2 separate regions of the Homo sapiens genome follow, and region 1 is linked to region 2. The links are chromatin contacts, found by Hi-C or POLR2A ChIA-PET in ENCODE. All regions are on one chromosome and are shown on one strand. The core of a region is the stretch at or near the end of the contact, and the rest is flanking DNA. Distances in the headings are between cores, read along the strand shown. Region 1 overlaps ABTB2 (ankyrin repeat and BTB domain containing 2). Region 2 has its middle 9.0 kb from the start of LINC02721.

Region 1 (2,700 bases), core at 162-2,661, 340 kb before region 2:
CACTATTATTTTCCCCATTGTATAGATGAGGAAATTGAGGGACAGAGAGGTTGCTTTACCTAAGGTCACACCACTAGTAAGGAGCAGAGCTGGGTGGAGAATCTGAGCAGCTGGACCCAGCCTCTCAACCACTATGGAATATCCTGTGTGTTTATTTGACACTGTACTGAGAGCACTTACAGTGTGCGGAAGGGCACTGTGGGGTTTGGAAGGCCACACAGAGCATGGGGAGTTAGATGACAGTGGCGAGTTAAGGCAGTGTTCTCAGATGAGGTGACGGCACAATGCAGCCTGTGATGAAACTCCAGGCAGACCGTGAGGCCAGGGTGGACCCTGACAGATGGGATGGGCTGCAAGGGGAAGCTTCCTGCTGGAAGCGGTTGAGCCGAGCCTGGGGGAGGGCAGGATGGGGACGGAGCAGAGAGGAGTCAGGAAGGGATTCCAGGGAAAGGGACATAAGGAGTGTGGGGTGGGGCAGTCAGGGCGTGGACCCAGGCCAGGGGTTGGGGAAGGACCACAGGCCCAGCACTGGACTTCCAGAGGGCAGTGGCAGGTGACAGGCTGCTGTGGGATCTCGTGGGGGCCTCTCCGTCCACACAGGTTCCCGGGCTTTGTGGGAGCTTTTGTCCCAGTGGAGTCTTCCTTCTTGAACAGCACAGTGTGGAAGCCCGTGGACTTTAGCTTCAGATAGACCTAGGATTTAGTGGCCATGTAAGAGCTGTAGCATCTTGAACAAGTTACTCTGCCTCCCTGAGGCACTTCAGTTTCCTCCCCTCTAAGATGGGGGATGGTAGCACCTGACACATAGGGTTGGGGGAAGTCTGCATCCAGCACATAGTCAGCACTCACTAAATGTTCATTCCGGTTTTTATTGCCAATATGATGATTATTGTAGTCGTATTGCTGTTGATATGATGATGATGCCTGATATCTGCGAGCCGGCCTGGTTTTATTTGGCCTCTTTATATGTCTGGAGTGCGTGGGGACAGGGACAAGGGAAAAAGCAGTGTCTCCTCACCGGGCCCGTCATTTGGTTTAAACTCCAAATTGTATACAGATGTGTGGAGAAAAAAGTAAGTCAAGTCTGTCCGCAGGGAGATGAAACAAAGCCAAATTTTTATTCTGTGGTGTTGGCCTTTGTCTAAGTGCTCAATCCTGTTTGTTCCCTAAACCTTAGTATTTATAGAATGATCTGTGGGTAAACAGCTCTCTCACCCCATGATTAATCTCAGGCCATTGCTTTATCTCTGGCCACTAGGCAAGGATTTATGAGGTAAGGAGATCTTGTCTACACACAAATATCCTAATAAATAACATCACGGGACACCAGGCAAACACTTGCTGGGATCCAGCCGTGGAATAAACAGTTTGCACTGCCTTTGCTGTTGCCGGCCACAGAGGAGGATTCCCAGCCAGGGAGGCGGCCCCGCCAACTGCCCACCTAACCCAGGGAGACAGCAGGACTCAGCTTGCAGGAATGCTCTGAACTGCTCAGTAGCAGAAGATGTTGAAGTCAAATGCCTCCTCTACCGTCTCGTGGGACGGCGCAAAGCTTGGGCTTCACAGCTTATGGAGGCCTGGTTCCTGCCCCGAGTTCAACCTCTCGCTAGTTGTGTGACTTTGGGCAGTCAGTTCCCCTTCTCTGCTCCTCAGCTGTAAAATGGGGAGGATGGGAATATTACGATGATGGAGGGAGATGCTGCATGCTCATCACTAGCAGGGTGATTTCCATGCACAGGGCCTGGGATGGCGGCTATGAGGCTGTATGGCATAGTAGCCATGAGAGTGTTGTTGGTATTTTAATTACATAGCTCTTAATCAAGGTAAGCTCATTCTGAACTAAGCACTTTATACATATTAATCCACACTCTACAACAACCCTTTGAGGGAGATAAGATACTGCTGTGGTTCCCCATTTACAGATGAAAAAACTGAGGCACAGAGAGGGCAAATGACATGTATAAAGTTTACAGCTCCCCATGGCAGAGGAGACCTTGGCACCGAGCCTGGCTGCACGGCCTGTGCTGGGCCCTGCTCCAGTGTCCTGCAGTGCTCATGGCAGTGCCCCCACTCACCTTCCCCATGCCCTGTGCCCAGCAGCCCAGGAAGCACAGAGCCTGGGGGACCACAGGATGCTCGGCTGGGGTGGCGGGGTGCCCGATCTGTGGTTTCTGGGGCAGAGGCCTGTGGGCACATGGTGTTGTGTTCTGTTTGCAAACAGTTTAGCACGTGCATTTGATTTGCTCAGGGTATGACGCCACTGATGTACGCCTGCGCTGCTGGGGACGAAGCGATGGTCCAGATGTTGATTGATGCTGGGGCAAACTTGGACATCCAGGTGAGGAAGCCCCACAGAGCTGCACCCAGGCCCTAGGCCAGCAGGGATCACTCCGAGGGCTCCAACAAACACGCTGGGCGTGATGTTTTGGGCAACTGAGTAGATGTGTGTCAAAAGACCGGAAAGACAAGATGCACAGAGGCCACTGTTAGCCAGGGAAGTCTCCTCAAGATTTGGGCTTTCTGTCTGAAAAGGAGTGGACTGAGGCGGGAGTGAGTGGAGAGATGGGCTGTGATTCTGTTTTCATGATATCTTCCTCCTTTTACCAGCCTAATCTCCAGCCATTCCTTCCATCCCCAAATACTTCTAGCTCTGCCTCCCTCTGAAGCATAAAGCACTCCCCATCTGCCCTCTTTTGCCCA
Region 2 (2,778 bases), core at 81-2,580:
CTTTAAACTTTCACTCCGCTCATGAGGCACCCACTTATCGAGCTTTTTCATCTTTCCAATTTGCTTTCAGTGCCGAACAACAGTAGGATGGTCGACGCTGAGTTTTTCGGCAACTTCTCATGTAGTTGTAAGAGGATGAGCTTCAGTGATGGCTCTCAATTAGTCATTGTCAGCTTCCGACGGCTGGCCACTACATTCCTCACCTTCAAGGCTCTTGTCTCCTTTGCAAAACTTCTTGCACCACCACCGCACTGTATGTTTGTTAGCAGTTCCTGGGCCAAACGCACTGCTGATGTTGCGAGCTGTCTCCGCTGCCTTACAACCCATTTTGAACTCAAATAAGAAAATCACTCGAATTTGCTTTTTGTCTAACATCATTTCCATAGTCTAAAATAAACATAAAATAAACTAGCAAAAAAACATAAAGCGAGAAATGCCCATTAAAATGATGTATACGGTAACCACATTTATTTACATTCTTAAATGTAAATAAGAATTATGTTCTTAATTTTATCTTTTCTTGCCTTATGTTTTATTCCAATATCAAACGGAAAATTCTAACAATGCAAAAACCGCAATTACTTTTGTACCAACCTAATATCTATATATATATATATACACACATGAATAATTTGTTATATAATTTGATTTTTTTTTTTTTGAGACAGAGTCTTGCCCTGTCACCCAGGCGGGAGTGCAGTGGTGCGATCTCTGCTCACTGCACCCTCTGCCTCCCAAGTTCAAGAGATTCTCCTGTCTCAGCCTCCTGAGTAGTTGGGATTACAGGTATGCACCACTATGCCTGGCTAATTTTTGTATTTTTAGTAAAGATGGGGTTTTTCCACGTTCGCCAGGCTGGTTTCAAACTCCTGACCTCAGGTGATCCACCTGCCTCGGCCTCCCAAAGGGCTGGGATTATAGGCGTGAGCCACAGCACCCAGCCTAATTTGATTTTTTAAAAACCCAAATATAAGCTTCATATTTATTTCTGCAAAATTCCGTCTACTGGATTACACAGTGTCAATTACAGCCTAACTTTCAGTTGAAAAGCTAGAATCTTCAGAGATTCCCCCAGGGGCCATGGAGGATGGGCTGTTGAGGGTCCCTGATTTCCTCTGCTCTTCCAGAGAAGAGCCACCTGCTAGTCTTCTCCCTCTGAGAGAGAGATTAGGCTTCCATGGCAGTGGAGAAGGTAGAGGGGGCACGAGAGATAACTTCCTGAACACCTCTGCCTCTAACTTCCTACATTGTCCTCTCTGATCCTCATACAGCCAGGAGTGGTGAGTCAAGCAGGTGCTATTGTGCCTGATTCACAAGTGAAGTTACTGAGTTATAACGAGGTGAAGGGTCAAGTTCTAGGCACTTCTCCAACTGTAATGTACATGAGGATCACCTGGGGATCTTGTTAAAATGCACATTCTGATTCAGTGGGTTGGGTGTGGGGCCTAAGATTCTGTATTACTAAGAAGCTCTTGGGTGATGCTGGAGACCACGAGCCTCTCGGTGAAACAGCAGGTGAGATGCTTTAGGGCCAGTTCTCTGGATAGAGGTGGGAGTCGCAATCACATTGCCCCTAGCTCCTCCTGCCACTAAATTTGGCCACTTCTATTTGGAAGTTGGGAGAGGATTATCCTATTGCAGTACTGTGTCTAGAGGGGAAGGTGACTCATGTCCCCTGCTCCTTCCCCAGGCAGAACTCAGAGTTCTTTGTGTCTTGTCTGCTCCTTGCCTGAGCTTTTTGGCTATTTCTTTTTCTAAACTTGAATAAAATACAACAGCAAGAAAATAGCAATGACTCCTGTTGGAGTCCAGTATAGCTGAGATCACCTGATTTTAAGTCGGGCTCAGGTGAGGCAACTTGTTATAATGGAAAGCTTTTAGCTTCCAGAGTTAGACACCTGGGTCCAAATCCTGGTTCTGCCCCTTACAAAATATAAATAGAAGGAAAATGTACTTAAATTTCTTGGCTGGGTGCGGTGGCTCATGCCTGTAAGCCCAGCACATTGGGAGGCTGAGGCTGGTGGATCATTTGAGGCCAGGAGTTCATGACCAGCCTGTCCAACATGGCAAAACACTGTCTCTACTAAAAATACAAAAATTAGCCAGGCGTGGTGGTGCATGCCTGTAGTCCCAGCCACTCGGGAGACTGAGGTATGAGAACACTTGAGCCTGGTGGGTGGAAGTTGCAGTGACCTGAGATCGCACCACTGCACTCCAGCCTGGGTGACAGAGCGAGAATTTGTCTCTAAATAAATAAATAAATGAATAATAAATTGGCCTCAGCTAAAGTGGCAGACTTCCATCCTGACCCTTACTCTGCCCAATAACCCCACTGGAGGGCAGCCCATTTCAGGTTACCCTGCAACATCACCAGAATTCTCAGAATGCTCAGTCTGCAATTCCAAGTTATTCCAAAGCTAAGTCAGTCTGATGTTCTGGGAAGAGAAGCTGAAAGCCCAGCACTTAGGGGAAGTTTGGCCTCCAGGGCATCCCTACAGGTTGTACTCACTGATGGGTGGCATGGTGTGGGGGATGATGGGAACTCAGTTGGGTCTGAGGACAGAACCTCCCTATCCCTTGATGTTAAGTTAGCCAGAGCACACCACCACCAGCCCACATATGATGCTAAACCTCCTTTCCCAGGCAGCCCACACCAACTTCTTCCAGGAGTCGATGTTTCCTATGGAAAATGGATTAAATAAGAATCTCCTTGAATTCATCAGACAGCCCTGAACTCTGATGTCCTGTTGGTCCTGATCTTGACTCCACCTCTCTCCT

What was found. Hi-C counts contacts between places; a loop is a spot of excess contacts on that map. ChIA-PET counts read pairs that join two places held with the same protein, here RNA polymerase II (POLR2A). Pooled maps may share reads with other maps.
Region 1: a loop to region 2 is called in a map of posterior cingulate gyrus, with 3 times the contacts of the local background. The contact joins two enhancer-like sites. A Hi-C loop is called at or near these places in 4 of 168 maps with a recorded cell type or tissue (A673, K562, posterior cingulate gyrus and 1 more), 3 of 37 single-sample maps with no recorded cell type and 4 of 50 pooled maps. POLR2A ChIA-PET finds 5 or more read pairs at or near these places in 1 of 52 experiments (A673).

What each region holds. Positions count from the first base shown.
Region 1 is chr11:34,167,541-34,170,240 of GRCh38, reverse strand. ABTB2 (ankyrin repeat and BTB domain containing 2) reads left to right here. Exons shown (of 17, transcript NM_145804.3): 6 at 2,249-2,338. Among named protein-coding and RNA genes, the nearest start is that of NAT10, 63 kb to the right of the region's middle. Within about 2 kb of position 1,411, at least 4 of the 41 ENCODE cell types and tissues checked have a DNase peak (open chromatin) inside an H3K27ac peak, as active enhancers do.
Region 2 is chr11:33,829,988-33,832,765 of GRCh38, reverse strand. No RefSeq gene overlaps it. Among named protein-coding and RNA genes, the nearest start is that of LINC02721, 9.0 kb to the right of the region's middle. Within about 2 kb of position 1,330, at least 2 of the 41 ENCODE cell types and tissues checked have a DNase peak (open chromatin) inside an H3K27ac peak, as active enhancers do.